Linked DNA regions of Homo sapiens: all the other regions are linked to region 1. The links are chromatin contacts, found by Hi-C or POLR2A ChIA-PET in ENCODE. All regions are on one chromosome and are shown on one strand. Each heading gives the region's core, a stretch centred on a gene start or an enhancer-like site at or near the end of the contact. The rest is flanking DNA. Distances are from core to core; before and after follow the strand shown.

Region 1 (2,754 bases), core at 92-2,591:
TCATAATCACAATGAAAATTGTTAACACTCTACTGCGGGGAAGGAGGATCATCAAAGTGAAACGGAACCTCACTACTCCCCCTCCCACCTCCACATGAAGGATAAAGCACTGTCAATAACTACTAACCCAAGTATCACAGATGCCCTGCATCCGGTTTAAATCACAAGCACACACACACACACACACACACACACACACACACACACACACACACACACCAAAGAAGAGAGAGGAGACAGACTTTAAAAAAGAAAAACATCTTTCCCAGTACAGCAAAGAGGGCCCAACGAACAGGCCCCAGGTTTCAATATGTGTGCAAGGGGTGTGTGGGGGGGGGGAGAAAGAGGGGGAGGGAAGAGTGCTGAATGGATGTTAAGACTGTTTGCCGCACAAAGAAAATACAGTTTTAAAAAGAAAAAAGAAAACCATGAAGCTGATGATGGTGAAAGAAGAGCAGCCCATTCAGCACCAGGCAAAGAGGGGCAAAAATGAAGGGAATGGGCGGTGGGAAAAGTTCACCAACGTATGAGGATTAAAAATAACAAAACCCATAACAAGGCCCCACAAGTGAACAACAACAACAACAAAACACCACCTCTTGGGTCCCCCCCTTGCACACTGTTGTCTATTTCGGCTTTGAAAGAAGCAGGAAACAGCAGCGTTGGAAAAGAAGAAAATTAAAGAAAGAACAAATTCTTATCTCTTCACCTGACCCTCCTCCTCAGACCAGACCTAAGGGAAAGATCCAGCATCCGCATCGGAAAACTGTGGCTCCCTCTCCCGCTCGGCTCGCAGCCCCCCAAGCTCCCGCTCCATCCCTGAAGTGCGGCCGGCGCAGGGCCGGGGCCGGCGGGCGGCGCGGCGCCCACACCCCCGACCCAGCCGCGGCGCGCAGGGTCCATTGTAAACAAGCCCGGGGAACAGAGCCCCTCGGCGGCGGCGCCGCAGCGGCAGCCCCCGTGTCAGGAGTGAGACCCCAGCACAGCCACACTCGGCTCGCACACACGAACACACACACGCACGGACACACGCGTTCACACGCAGCCACACGCTCCCACACACATGTAGAGACCGAAGAATATTCACCTTGGCTGTGGATTATTGTGGTGTTGTTGGTGGGTGATGGAGATGGTGGTGGTGGGGAGGAGGAGGAGGAAGAGGAGGAGGAGGAGGAGAGGAGTAGTTGTTGTTGATGGGTAACAGTCGCCAGGACTACGGTGACTATGGCGCTTGATTCACAAGGCAACGGTTGCTATAACTCACAAAAGAGAGAGAGAGAGGGAGAGAGAGAGAGAGCGAGAGGGAGAGGGAGACACTCGCACGGGGAGGGGTGGGGGAGGGAAGAGGGGAGGAGGCGGGCCCGGCCAAGCCGCCGGAAGGGGAGGGCGCAGCGCTGTGACTGACGGCCCCCAAACCCGGGTGGGGTGGCGGGGCGGCGGGGTGACGGGGCACGAGGCCGGGATTCCACCGCAGGACTCCGAAGAGGTGCGCCTATGCTTGGCTGGGGCTGAGGTCACCAAGAGTCCTCTCGGAGGGACGTTACTACACGCGCTGGCGAGGCCCAGGAGTCGTGGTGCGAGGGGTACTATCTGTGAAACGAGGGCTGCCTGTCCCAGCAGCCAGCTTTGTACAGAGACGTCCCGGAGCCACGAGAGAGTAACGGCTAACCCGGGGGAGGGGGTGGCGAGGGTGATTCCAGGCACTTTGTGAAGAAACGAGCTATGGCGAGGGAAGAATCCACTTTGAAGAGCGGCCCCCGCCCTGCCCGATACGTTACTTCCGGGGCGGGGCGGGCAGAGGGGCCCGGATGTGCCGCCGCTTTTTAGTTTCTGAGGCGCCGGCGGTGTTCCTGGTAGCGTCAGCCTCCTGGCTTTTCCTTTTCCTGGACGCTTCAGGGCTCCGCGGCCTGCGCTAGACTGGAGGGTCCGCGTCACTCTCGCCCTCCTGCTTTCCGCGCTCTCACCCGCTCCCGCCTCCTGAGGGCACGACTTGTGGAGGAGCGCGGGCGGCGGGGCGTGAGCGAGCTGCCTCTGCCGCCATCTTAGAGAAGGCGAGCGTGGGGTGTGCGTGGGCGCGAGTCGGCCTCCCGCGGTGCCGCCGCAGCGTGGCGCGGAGAGGTGAGGTCCAAGCGTGTCCGGCCCTCACTCCATAACGAAAAAGCGAGGTCATCACTCCCTATCTACAAGGGATGGGAGTAAGTGCCTGTAGAGAGCAAGAAATTGCCCTGCCCGGAGGCTGAGAAAGCGCATTTGGCGGTTCCCCTCGACGGAAGGCGTAGAGGGGCGGGGTAGCTTACACCTGCCTGCGATACCATCCTGTTAGTTTCTAGTTCTGTTAGTTTCAGCCCTTAAGTGCTCACCCCTCTTTAAAGACCGAACTGGGAGTTGAGCTCAAGCCCGGATCCTGTTACCTGCCGTGCTCTCATCCCCCGTTACTCAGCCTACTGTAGCTGAGGGTCTTGCTGTTTGTGGCTGTATTGAGATAGACGAATGGCTTCCGTCTGTGTTGAATGTTGTTAACACAACCTGCCATCTCAAACACCCGTTGATAAGGCACAGCCTGTAATGCCTCATGGTTCAAACAGACTCCTCCAATTCTCTGCAGACTCGAGTCCAGCAGGCACATGCCCCCAGGCCCTGCCAATACCCAAAATCTCCCAACATTTGCCGCTAAGCTGCTTAACCAGGACAATGACATAGTAGAAGTAGAGCCTTAGGAAGTCAGTTCTCCTCTTGAGGCTTAATTTTTGCACC
Region 2 (2,754 bases), core at 95-2,594, 960 kb after region 1:
CCCAAAGTCCTGAGATTACAGGCAAGAGCCACCGCACCCGGGTCCCCTTCTGACATTTCTTCAGATCTTCCTCGGACACCCAACGACCTTAAAATCCCTCTAACCTTCTTTCTCTCAAAGTTTACTTTCTATAAAGAGCTGATAAACTCATTCATACTAAAGTCTACAGGGTTGTAAATCTTAATCTATTATCGCTTAAAAGATGCTTGTATCAATTTACACCAAAGGGATGAAGCTCTAATTGTGGGGATTTAGTCATCAGAAAATCTAGTAGGGGAAATTCTCCCTACCCACAATCAGAGTAGATTCTACAATAGCAAAAAGGGTTCCAGGCTCACTTAACTTTAGGAACGCTGATAAGAAGACCGCTTACAGCTGCGGAGGTACTGATTTGGTAAAGGGAGGGAAAGAGATTGTATACGTGAGAGTGAAAAAATTGGGTAGAAAAATGGAAGAGCATCAGAAATTCACTTAGCAACACCAAATATATTTGGCACCACTAACCTAGTTTCTCCTGTGTTTGCCTTTCCAATCCGTTGGACCTTAGGGGATGGACCGCCCACTTTCTCCCCAGAGCGGCTCCCGGGTCCGGTTCTCAGTTCTAATCACTGCCCCAAGCCTCCATGCTCCAGGGCCTGTGGTCACAGAGCAAGTCCCAAGGAGCAGAAGTAAAGTTCTAAGAGAAATCACCATCTCCTTGTGCAGGGAACACTCCCAAGCCCAGTGTCCACAGACAAATCACCTCCAGCGACTCGAAGAGGAGAATAATCCCTGTGGGGGCACTGGAGGCTCCGCGTGAAAGTTTCCAAAGCCATGTTCTGCCCCAGGACTCCTTTCTCTCCTCCCAGAAGCTTCAGGCTTTCGCGGCTGCTGGCACATCCCAGCCTGAGTAGCCGAGCAAGAGGGACCCAAGGCAGGATCAGCTTCCCCCGACTTGAAAGGGCACCCGTTCTGCAGGTGCCGGCGCTGGAAATAGCTGGTGTGGAGAACGGAGAGGGAGACGTGCAGGATGAAGTCCGCGCCCAGGAGGGCAGTGGCTCCGCCTCTCTGGGTTAGGGACAGAAGAAAACCCTTAACCCAAAGCCCTAGCATGAGTGAGGCGTGGAAAGCGAGACAGACTCCAGTGGAAGGCTGTGGGGCGGGACTCAGGGTTCCCGGAGAGGCCGCCCCAGCTCCTGCCGCAGCGCTGGGCGCCCTACCACGCCTGCTCCCTAGGGACCCCGGGCGTCCCACGCACGCACCCACCCTCCTTCCCGGGCCTGCCGCTCCTCCCTCCTTCCTCGCTGGTTGGCCCAGGCGCCGCAGAGCGCGGCGGCAGCAGGAGGAGCCGGGCGCGCCTGCCACGCAAAACTACCGGGCTGGCAGGGCGGCGGGCGCGGTGCGCGATCCCGGGTGGCGGCGGCAACGGCGGTGGTGACGGCGGCGACTGCAGCGGCCGGCTCTCACCTCTCCCCTGTGCACCCGCATCTCGCCGCGCCGCCGAGCAGCCAGCAGTCCCCGGGTCGCCCAGCCCACGCGCGCACGGCCGAGCCCAGCGCACAATAGCGGCGACAGCCATGGGGAAACCGGCGAGGAAAGGATGCGAGTGGAAGCGCTTCCTGAAGAATAACTGGGTGTTGCTGTCCACCGTGGCCGCGGTGGTGCTAGGTGAGCGGCGCGGCGGGTGGGCGATGCGCGCACCCTCACGCGCTCTCTGCGCCCAGGCCGCGTGCGGCTGAGGGTGGGCTTGGCGCTGGCGCACTCCATGCAGGGTCCCTCGATGCCCCCTCGGCCTTAGCCTCGGGCCCCCTGCGGGGGCTTTCCCCCAAGCGCTCTAATTACTGCACACCAAGAACAAAGCTCCTCTGGGACTCCCATTTGAGTGCTCCTTGAGCTGCTGGTTCCTGCTCTACCCAAAATGATCAAAGGGGCTTGGGGGTAGAAAGGGAAGCAAGTAGCTCTTGGTTCTGCTCGTTTGAAAACAGGGTTCGATTTTTTTCTTTGTTAATCCCGCACCGTATCTCCCCCTATCACCGCCACCTTCCTCACCCCACACCCCCAGCCTCGCTGCGCGGGCAGAGATTGAGTGTGGATTACAGTTCTCAGTCGAATTGGAAGAGGCACCCTGGCCTCCGGGATGGGCCGGACCCTTAGGGGAGGGAGGCTGAGAACGCTGTCGCCGCTCATCCTGGGCAGTGCGTGGAAAGGTGCCTTCCCACGCGGCGAGCGCCGACTGCCTGCACCCGGGCTCTGAAAAGCTGCCAGATTCGTGCCTGAATTCTGGGATGTGCCACTGTGGCCCGCGGGAGGTCACCGGGGAAGAGAGCTAAGAGAACTCAGCCGTCTCTTCTCCTGCCTTCCTTGCTCTCCACGTTGTTTTTGTATTTAAGATAATGTTTAAGCCATCCTTGCCTGTTTTTAAACAAGGGTGTATTTAAGTGATCCACCCCTCACAGATCACTGGACCAGGTGGATGTCTGAGCCATTGCTCAGAGGTATGAGTTATTCCTATTTAGATTCTGATTTTTTACCAAGGTTGTGTGTTTCTAGCTCCGGCCCGGGGATGCACTTCCTTGGGATTAGCGCCATATCTGTCGCCTTCCCAGTGATAGCTCCTCAGCAGGTGAGGGCTGTTGCACCCTCTGAGGAATGTGGATTCCTCGGCAGGCTCCACCTTCCCCTTGGAAACTGCAGCTGTGTTTGCTGAAAAGGCAAGTGGGGACAGCTTGTTTCCTCCCAACCTCAGGTACCTTCCTCTCCAACTGCTGCTCCTAA
Region 3 (2,754 bases), core at 88-2,587, 900 kb before region 1:
CAGGGCAAGGAGAAGACAGTGAGGCAGTGCCCGCTGCTCTTCAGATCACCAACAGAATAGAGTCAGAATATGATATTATTGAAACCTTCCAAGTTTGAATTAAGATAAAAACAACTTTTTCAAAATACCAAAAACCTTTTATTTAAGAAAGTGAAATCGCTCGATGTGCCCTCCCACTCTGGTTAGATGCTCAACAGACCACAGCAGACAATGCACCTCAACCAGGGCTAAGTGTGCAAGAAAACTGAAGTACACAAAAAGCAAATTATAGACTCAGGTACTGTCAGGCACAAAAGAAGAACCAACCCTTTCTAGGAGTCTTGTCTTTGCTTCCTTTATTCTTTCCTCGATTCTTGTAATTGAATGTTACAAAGTATATCAAGAGGAATAAACGTATGGGGCCCCTCTCTTCCAAACAAGAAAAGGTTAAGCTTTTAATTACAGGCCCTCAAACTATCATTTTGTGCAATTAGCAATTAACTATAATCGTTGATGAGCAAATGCAAAGCTGCGCTAGCAATTTCCCTTCTCCTCATCCCAGGCTGGGTTATTTCAGTCTTGTTCTATTACAGAGGACCAGCCACAACCGCGCGCACTCTCTTTCAAACATACACACTCTCTCACTTAAAGACACATTTAGTTTTCGGCAAAACGGCATCTCAGCGTGCGATTGAGACCGGCATCCCAAACCCCACTTTTGAGCAGCCCAAACGTTTGGAGCCCCTCCGCTTCATCACTTTCTGAGTGGATAGAGGAGGCCCGAAGAAGATGCTACCTACCAGCCTCTCTCAGGGGCGCAGGAGAGGGTGGTAGAGAGATGCTTGTTGCCCCTGGAAACTGCAAGTACCCCCCAGGTGCACGCCCCGTCAGTGGGGAGGCGGTGGCAACAGCAACGATAGTTGCATCAGCGCTAACTGCTGCTGCTGCTGCGTGTTCTGCCGGAGGCTGCCGGGAGGGTACAGTAATGACTGTAGGGAGCGCACAGCCGCTGCGGCGGCAGGTTCCCTGGATCAGGAAATTAGGACAGGCACCCGGGATTGGAGGCGAGGGCGGCGCGCGAGCCAACCAGCGGTCGCCCCGGGCCCCCGTGAGCCCCAGGCGAACGCGCGGAGCAGCCGGGCCCCTAGAGCGGTCCGGGTGGCGGCGGCGGCAGCCACGACCACGACCGCGGTCACTCACGCACGCTCACACTCGCACGCTCCCCGCGCGGGCACCCGGCTGCCCGGCGCGTGCAAGAGGAGCGCGTCGAGGGAAAGGAGGGCCGAAGCCGCCGCGCTCCCGCCCGCCCGCCGCGCCTCCCGTTGACCACGCCCCCTCCGGCCCCCTCCCCGCTGCTCACCCCGCTCTCCGGCCGCCGCCGGTGCGGGTGCTCCGCTACCGGCTCCTCTCCGTTCTGTGCTCTCTTCTGCTCTCGGCTCCCCACCCCCTCTCCCTTCCCTCCTCTCCCCTTGCCTCCCCTCCTCTGCAGCGCCTGCATTATTTTCTGCCCGCAGGCTCGGCTTGCACTGCTGCTGCAGCCCGGGGAGGTGGCTGGGTGGGTGGGGAGGAGACTGTGCAAGTTGTAGGGGAGGGGGTGCCCTCTTCTTCCCCGCTCCCTTCCCCCGCCAACTCCTTCCCCTCCTTCTCCCCCTTTCCCCTCCCCGCCCCCACCTTCTTCCTCCTTTCGGAAGGACTGGTAACTTGTCGTGCGGAGCGAACGGCGGCGGCGGCGGCGGCGGCGGCACCATCCAGGCGGGCACCATGGGCACGTCCGCGCTCTGGGCGCTCTGGCTGCTGCTCGCGCTGTGCTGGGCGCCCCGGGAGAGCGGCGCCACCGGAACCGGTGAGTGAGGACGCGCCCCTCCGCCGGCGGGCGGGACCCAGCCGGGGCACCGGGAGACCCCGAGGCGTAGGTCTCCGTTTGCCCACCCGCCTCCTAGGAGGCGCCTCTCGGTTCTCCTCGCCTTCCCTCCCTCCCCTCCGTGGTGGCGCCTCTGAGCTGTCAGCGCCGAGGCTAAAGGGAGCCGGGCTTGGGGAACAGCGGGGTTCGGGGTGCCCCGACGCCTCGCCTGAACTAGTCTTCTGCCCCTCACTCCGCCTCCCCCAGAGCCGCTGCTTCGCCTCGTTTCTCGCCCTCTTGACGGGCGCCGAGGTGCGTGGGCTTCTGAGCATTGAACAATGGTTCTGCCTCCTCTGCCAGGCGCAGTGTTGGGAAGGAGGCAGAGGGCCAAGACGTGTGCGGCAGCCTCGGGCGCACCCTCGAACCCCGGGGAGTGCGGGAGCGGACGGGGGGAGAAGGTGAGCGCCTCCGGGGACGCGGAGCGCCAGGGGCCGGCCGGGCTTCAGAGTCTTCCGGCGGCCGCGAGCTGGCGCACGTTCGGTGGGCGGCGGCCGGGAGGCTCCGCGGAGCCGAGGGCACCCGGACTGCGACTCCCCCGGCGCGGGGCCGCCTCTCCGGCGTGCGGGGTAGGGGAGCGGCGGGGCTTTACGCAGGACTCTGCTCTGGGCGCTTCTCCTCTCCCTTTTCCCCGCCTCGGGCGGCGTTTGGAAACCGCTCGGGTCTCCCGTGTAGCTGAACGCGGAGGGGGAGTGGAGGGGAGACTTAATCAGGTTAGTTTGCTGACCCTCCTTCCCGGTGACGTTTCCTCGAGAGGAATTGAGTCCTAGGCTAGTGACTGTAATTAGCCTTCATTCTACACAATAGCTCAAAGGAGCAGCGCGAGAGCGAGCGTGTGGCCCTGTCTTGTTGGGAAGGGCGGCGGTGACTACTGTCGG
Region 4 (2,754 bases), core at 171-2,670, 710 kb after region 1:
AAAGGCATAGCCGGTTAAGTACAGTACAGTCTCTAGACGGAATATTACACAGCCACAAAAATGATGACACAACATGAAGAATGAATAACCACTCATGGCAACTTTACATTAACTGGAAAAAAATCAGAATGTAGAATTAAGTCTATAATATAACTACAGGTATTTTAACATAAATATGCAAAAAATAAAAAAGTAGTAGTTTTACATGAAAGATAGATGAAATCGCTACTTCAGGCTCAGTCTACTGAGCCCTAGGGCATGGCTGAAAATCTACAAATGGCATCATTATCATTCAAAATGATAGTACTTTTTTAAACCAGCTGTTTCAGTGTAGCACTTTCATTACCAAATTCTGTTACCATTTTTACCCCAATTCCATAAATGTACATTTAGAAGTACAGTTTGTCAAACTGTTGATTCTCACCACTTGATTCACCCTCTCATTAATCAGGCATGCCTTTTGTTTTGCAGTATTTTCCCCACTGTTTCATTTGAGATTAACTTTAAATTGAGAAAATAACTACTGACAGGTTCTTTTCTCTCTTCCTGTTTTGGGACACACTGTAAGCACATTTTGTCTTTCCCAGTTCTCTCCAGCTTCAGCATTTTATCAGTTTGATGTGGCTTTAAACAACTTTCCCTTCCCTAGTTAATTCACTAGCCCAGCAGCTGCAAGGGACAAGATGAATCCTTTCCATGTTCCCCTTATTCTCCCTTTGAGCAGGGACTGTCCAGAACTTCCTCAGAATTTCTACCTAGGAATGTTCTAGACCAGAAATTTTCCTCAGGAATTTCCTGTTGCCACCCTGTCCTGCTTCTATACCAGTGAGCACAAAGTCAGGAGTAAGCCTTTAGGACCACTCCGTAAAAAAGCAACTGGGACTTCTCGTTCCTACTTTACATAAAGTTTATTCCCTGCCCCCTCCCGCTGCGCAAAGAGCTTCCTGAGAGACCGAAACAATGTGGCTAAAAGGAAGGCCAAAAGGAGGGAGGTGATCTCTTAATAGAACTCAGTATTTAATCCTCCCCCACCCCTAAGCTCTGCCCAGAATAGATGACACAGAAGGAGAGGGAATTGTTGTTTTGGTGGAGAGGAAGAATATGACCGTGAATATACTCCATTCTATTTGAGAATGAGAGAGTCTACCCACATGAGAGAAGATGTAAATCATCCCCCAACATTCTAACTTCCTTCCTGAAATACACCTAGACCTAGCAGTTTACAATAATTTTTAAAAAGTGCCAAATATGCCCCCAACTTACAGTGCTAAAACCACCGTGGCTACCTGAACTCAGAAGGCCCGTGTGAAGCAACCAAAGAAAGCTTAACCCTTTCTGGGAAGTAGAATAAGTTTTGCCAGTGTTCTCTCAGTTCTTCATAACCAAAAACAAAACAAAACAAAATTTACTGAGCACATGTTCTGTCTGTGTGTCATTCCTCATGAGTCAGACACCTTCTTATCCACTATACTGTGTGCCCACTTGACATCTTTCTTCCAGAGTTGGCTTTAATTAAATCCTTCAGCACTAATGTCCCAAAGCATTCCGTGAGTCAAGCTTTCCCTGGGGTTAAGACTTTTGAAATGACCAGCAGAGAGATGGACTCTAACTACTAAGACTACTATAGCCACAGCAGCTACTGCAGTGACTTTTTCACCACGAGGCAGCCAATTCAAAACAAACGTTGTTTTTTGTCCCTGCAGTAGTTTGCTGAGAATGATGGTTTCCAGCTTCATCCATGTCCCTACAAAGGACATGAACTCATCATTTTTTATGGCTGCATAGTATTCCATGGTGTATATGTGCCACACTTTCTTAATCCAGTCTATCATTGTTGGACATTTGGGTTGGTTCCAAGTCTTTGCTATTGTGAATAGTGCCGCAATAAACATACATGTGCATGCACTGTTGTGGGGTGGGGGGAGGGGGGAGGGATAGCATTAGGAGATATACCTAATGCTAAATGACGAGTTAATGGGTGCAGCACACCAACATGGCACATGTATACATATGTAACAAACCTGCACGTTGTGCACATGTACCCTAAAACTTAAAAGTATAATTAAAAAAAAAACCAAAAAAAATGTTCTCTTAACCCATAGACGTTCACGACTTTTTTTTTTTCTCTGCGATGAGGAAGATGAAGTTGTTAGACTACTGTATTCGTATTCCAATGAACGAACCTAGATTACAGGCTGCAGGGTTGGGGCTATTCCTAGAGACCTAGAGCAAACTCTACTTCATCATTAATGAGAAAACATTTGTGACAACCATCCCAACACATCAGTCATTGAGATCTTGGTATCAAGGTTGAGAACCACCATACTGATGTGCTCTAGCTTTCTATAAATTCAATGTAACAGAAGGTCTACGCTTTGGAGGCTATACTGGATCTGAATAAGTGATCTAAAGATTGTTTCTGACTTTTCCATTACCTACTTCCCTCCCTTATTAGATTGCATCTAGGACACTAAATAGGTTTTCATTTAAAAAGACCAACAGCTGATTACAAAGTATTTTGAAGCTATGTCTAAATGCAGTAGATAAAAGAACTGTGGTTGATTTGTATCATCTACCACGGTCATTAGATTTCAGGAGTGTTTGCAAATGGCACTTTGTATTTCCTAACTCTGTATCATTAGACCTTTACAGGAATAAAGGATAACAGCCCCATCTCAAACTCATCTGCCTTATTTTAGTCATTATTAAGTTACTTTTTTCTAACTTCACTTTTTTTACGTTGAATTATTTCTG
Region 5 (2,754 bases), core at 151-2,650, 590 kb after region 1:
ATTGGAGGGAAGAAAAAGTCACTGCATATTTGCTTTGGAAAAGAACTAAAGCTTGCTGATGTGCAATCTGTGTCCTTCTGCTCTTGCACATCCATACACATTAAGGAAATTCAAAGTTGGTACCTGGCTGGCATCTCCTTTCCAAGATTTTACAGAGTGTGGCAGACTGATCACCTGCTGGGATGGATCGTGTACCTTTGCAGAAGGAAATATAGCAATGGAGAGCCACTAACCATGAAAGAAATCTTCCCCTTCCTCAAGCTGAAGGGGAACCCCATCTCATGGATACCTAGACCCCCACGCATGCAAACTCCATGGGCCGAGTTAGGAAAAAACACACGTACGCAAAGCAAGCCGGGCCTTCAAGAGAGGTCACCCCTTGCGCTTCGGAAACTCACCGTACACTTGTTGGGCTTCTCCCCAGAGTGGACTCTCATGTGGATCAGCAGTTTATAGCGGGCGTTGAAGGGCTTGTATCTTCGAGGGCAACCGGCCCAGAAGCAAGTGAAGTCCTCCCCTTTGCGCTGGTCGATGTGGACCTTCTCGATGTGCCGCACGAGCTCCTCCTGCTGGTCGTACAGGGCGCTGCAGTCGATCCAGCGGCAGCAATGCTTGCCCCCGATGCCGTCCATCTCCCCGTCGTCGTCCAGGGTGGCCTGGGGCAAGGCCAGCTGCTGGGCGTGGGGCCCGAGCTCCGGGTGGTGAAGGTGCGCATGGGCATGGTAAGGGGGTGGGGGGCCTGGGGGCGGCGGCAGAGGAGGGAGCGGAGGCGCGGGGGGTAGGTCTACGGTGCTGCCCGGGAACTCCTCCAGGCGTTCGGTCTTGAACAGGCCGGCCGACTGGCTGTCGGGGCCCGGCAGGCCATGCTGCACCACCATGTGGTTGACCAGGCCTGGCTGCAGGCCGCCGTGCTCCAGCTGTTGCATGCGCTCGTGCTCCAGGGCCCCGTCCTCGCCGTAGGCCGGCAGCGCCAGGCCTCCAGGGGCCACCAGCACGCCCTTCTGGCTGCCGGGCACCGGGCGCGGCTGGGGAATGCAGCTGCCGCGCACGCCCAGGAAATGCCCGTAGACCTCCGGCTGCGGGGACAGGTTGGCCGGCGAAGCCCTCGACCCGTTGATGTAGGCCACCAAGGACGTGGGCGACGTGCGGATGATGGTATTGAAATCTATCCCGATGCCATCGGACAGCGGGGACAAGGACAGCGCTCTCTTCTTGGAGCGGGCCGAGTGGGACCTGGTGGATGAGTGCCGAGGACTAGGGTAAGGAGAGTGGCTACTTTCCGTGCCAAAAAGGTAGGATGGTAATGAGTTAGAGACACTATTGCTGGACATGGATGTCCCGGGAGGAAGGCTAAGGAGATCCCCTAGATCAAGGCCATTCTGAGAGCCGTGGTTGGAGAGCGAAGGGAGGGCCCTGTAGCCCTGGGACCACTCCTGCTTCATGCTTGAGGCCGACTGACTTTCCGTCAGACTCAAGGTCGTGGACGCCAAAGACTCACGCGAAATAAGGGACCTGGAACAGCAGCCAGAAAGGAAGAAAAAAAAAAGATAAACATTTTAGCAGGATACGGATTGCTTAAGAGCTAAAAGAACACTGCATTGACAATCCCTTAAGTATTTCCCCTAATTACATTCTGTGCTAAACACACATTCTTGGGCTAAGATAAAATCCAAGGCTTCCAGTTCCAGGTAAATAACATTTTACCAAGAAGAACAATAAAACCTAATGCTCACTGAAATAATGTAACAAAAGATCTATTGTTATAAATAATCTTAATACTTGAGTAATAAATAGTCCTTGCTTTATTTTTAAATAACTTTTTCAATATGGGGGAAAAAGGATAGAGACCTGGGAAAAATTACTGATACCTGTCAAAGCCAACCAAATAAGTATTTGTTGAGCACCTACTATGTGCAGCATGTTATGACAGGCTTTGCAGAATCTCAGCCTTCAAGTAAAATCTATTTGGGAAAGTAACATATAAACTCATGCTTTATTTGAAAAAAAGTAAATCCTCAAAGTCAAAGGGTTGTCCAGGGGACTTAATAATTTCACAATTTAGTTTCACTGATATTAAGGAATTACTCTGATTTTTTTAAAGATAGTAATTCACATTGCCAGTAATTAGTTACATCAAATCACCCCAGAAAATGAAAACAATATAAAAAGCAGCTATAATATATAAGGGAGTAACAAACTGATAACAAGTCATATCTGGAATTATGCATTAGAGCCATTCGGGATTTAATCACACTTGCTAGTTGGGTTTTCTGTGAACTCTCGTCCTTAAATCCAAGCAGCTTTGGGCCAAGAGCAGATCGTTCACTTTCTGTAATTGACTTTTGCAACAATTCCTCTCCTATTCTTCTTACCCTTTACAAACACACCCTATGTCTCACAATATATTATCTGCATATCAAAATGGTTCATAATGTAGCTCTGGTCACTTTAAAATTCATTTTGCTTTACTGTGACATTGTTGCCTTGAAAATAAAAATCACTTCTTGATCTTTTGGCTAACTTTAAGTGTGAAAATAATTGAGAAGAAAAGATACGTCCCTTGGAAGGAAAATTTGCCACAGAGGCAAGACATAACACGCTGTATTTCTTGACTCAGACATGGTGTGTATCAGAAGAACCTGGCTTATTATATGTACCTGCATTGACTTTCTACTGAAGTCTTTTTTACTGACAAAAAATTAATCACAACAAAACGTTATATAAAACGTGTCTTCTCAAAATGAACACATTGTT

The links. Hi-C counts contacts between places; a loop is a spot of excess contacts on that map. ChIA-PET counts read pairs that join two places held with the same protein, here RNA polymerase II (POLR2A). Pooled maps may share reads with other maps.
Region 2: a map of ascending aorta shows a loop between it and region 1 (5-fold over the local background). The contact joins the promoter of SLC1A1 here to the promoter of RFX3 in region 1. A Hi-C loop is called at or near these places in 1 of 168 maps with a recorded cell type or tissue (ascending aorta), 7 of 37 single-sample maps with no recorded cell type and 10 of 50 pooled maps.
Region 3: a loop to region 1 is called in a map of sigmoid colon, with 9 times the contacts of the local background. The contact joins the promoter of VLDLR here to the promoter of RFX3 in region 1. A Hi-C loop is called at or near these places in 3 of 168 maps with a recorded cell type or tissue (ascending aorta, sigmoid colon and tibial artery), 2 of 37 single-sample maps with no recorded cell type and 17 of 50 pooled maps. POLR2A ChIA-PET finds 5 or more read pairs at or near these places in 1 of 52 experiments (GM10248).
Region 4: a loop to region 1 is called in a map of PC-9, with 11 times the contacts of the local background. The contact joins the enhancer-like site here to the promoter of RFX3 in region 1. A Hi-C loop is called at or near these places in 4 of 168 maps with a recorded cell type or tissue (IMR-90, PC-9, chondrocyte and 1 more), 9 of 37 single-sample maps with no recorded cell type and 11 of 50 pooled maps. POLR2A ChIA-PET finds 5 or more read pairs at or near these places in 3 of 52 experiments (A549, AG04449 and OCI-LY7).
Region 5: a loop to region 1 is called in a map of ascending aorta, with 2.8 times the contacts of the local background. The contact joins the enhancer-like site here to the promoter of RFX3 in region 1. A Hi-C loop is called at or near these places in 2 of 168 maps with a recorded cell type or tissue (ascending aorta and sigmoid colon), 2 of 37 single-sample maps with no recorded cell type and 4 of 50 pooled maps. POLR2A ChIA-PET finds 5 or more read pairs at or near these places in 1 of 52 experiments (activated naive CD4-positive, alpha-beta T cell).

What each region holds. Positions count from the first base shown.
Region 1 is chr9:3,524,660-3,527,413 of GRCh38, forward strand. RFX3 (regulatory factor X3) reads right to left here and starts at 1,342. Exons shown (of 17, transcript NM_001282116.2): 1 at 1,088-1,342. It overlaps LOC124902110 (a long non-coding RNA gene), which reads left to right and starts at 1,826. Exons shown (of 8, transcript XR_007061398.1): 1 at 1,826-2,118. RefSeq lists enhancers at 483-1,099, 1,677-1,726, 1,987-2,286 and silencers at 787-876, 1,307-1,496.
Region 2 is chr9:4,489,124-4,491,877 of GRCh38, forward strand. SLC1A1 (solute carrier family 1 member 1) reads left to right here and starts at 1,345. Exons shown (of 12, transcript NM_004170.6): 1 at 1,345-1,647. The coding sequence starts at 1,557. It also overlaps a transcript of GLIS3 not described here. RefSeq lists an enhancer at 943-992 and a silencer at 1,143-1,572.
Region 3 is chr9:2,620,450-2,623,203 of GRCh38, forward strand. It overlaps VLDLR (very low density lipoprotein receptor), which reads left to right and starts at 1,338. Exons shown (of 19, transcript NM_003383.5): 1 at 1,338-1,822. The coding sequence starts at 1,741. It overlaps VLDLR-AS1 (VLDLR antisense RNA 1), which reads right to left and starts at 1,924. Exons shown (of 4, transcript NR_015375.2): 1 at 1,651-1,924. RefSeq lists an enhancer at 880-1,174 and silencers at 1,053-1,132, 1,743-2,012, 2,283-2,372, 2,383-2,472.
Region 4 is chr9:4,237,256-4,240,009 of GRCh38, forward strand. All of the region lies in intron 2 of GLIS3 (GLIS family zinc finger 3), which reads right to left. Among named protein-coding and RNA genes, the nearest start is that of GLIS3-AS2, 61 kb to the right of the region's middle. RefSeq lists an enhancer at 705-1,224. Within about 2 kb of position 1,421, at least 4 of the 41 ENCODE cell types and tissues checked have a DNase peak (open chromatin) inside an H3K27ac peak, as active enhancers do; they include mammary epithelial cell, where a contact is called at or near this core.
Region 5 is chr9:4,117,370-4,120,123 of GRCh38, forward strand. It overlaps GLIS3 (GLIS family zinc finger 3), which reads right to left. Exons shown (of 11, transcript NM_001042413.2): 4 at 399-1,512. Among named protein-coding and RNA genes, the nearest start is that of GLIS3-AS2, 180 kb to the right of the region's middle. Within about 2 kb of position 1,401, at least 5 of the 41 ENCODE cell types and tissues checked have a DNase peak (open chromatin) inside an H3K27ac peak, as active enhancers do; they include ascending aorta, where a contact is called at or near this core.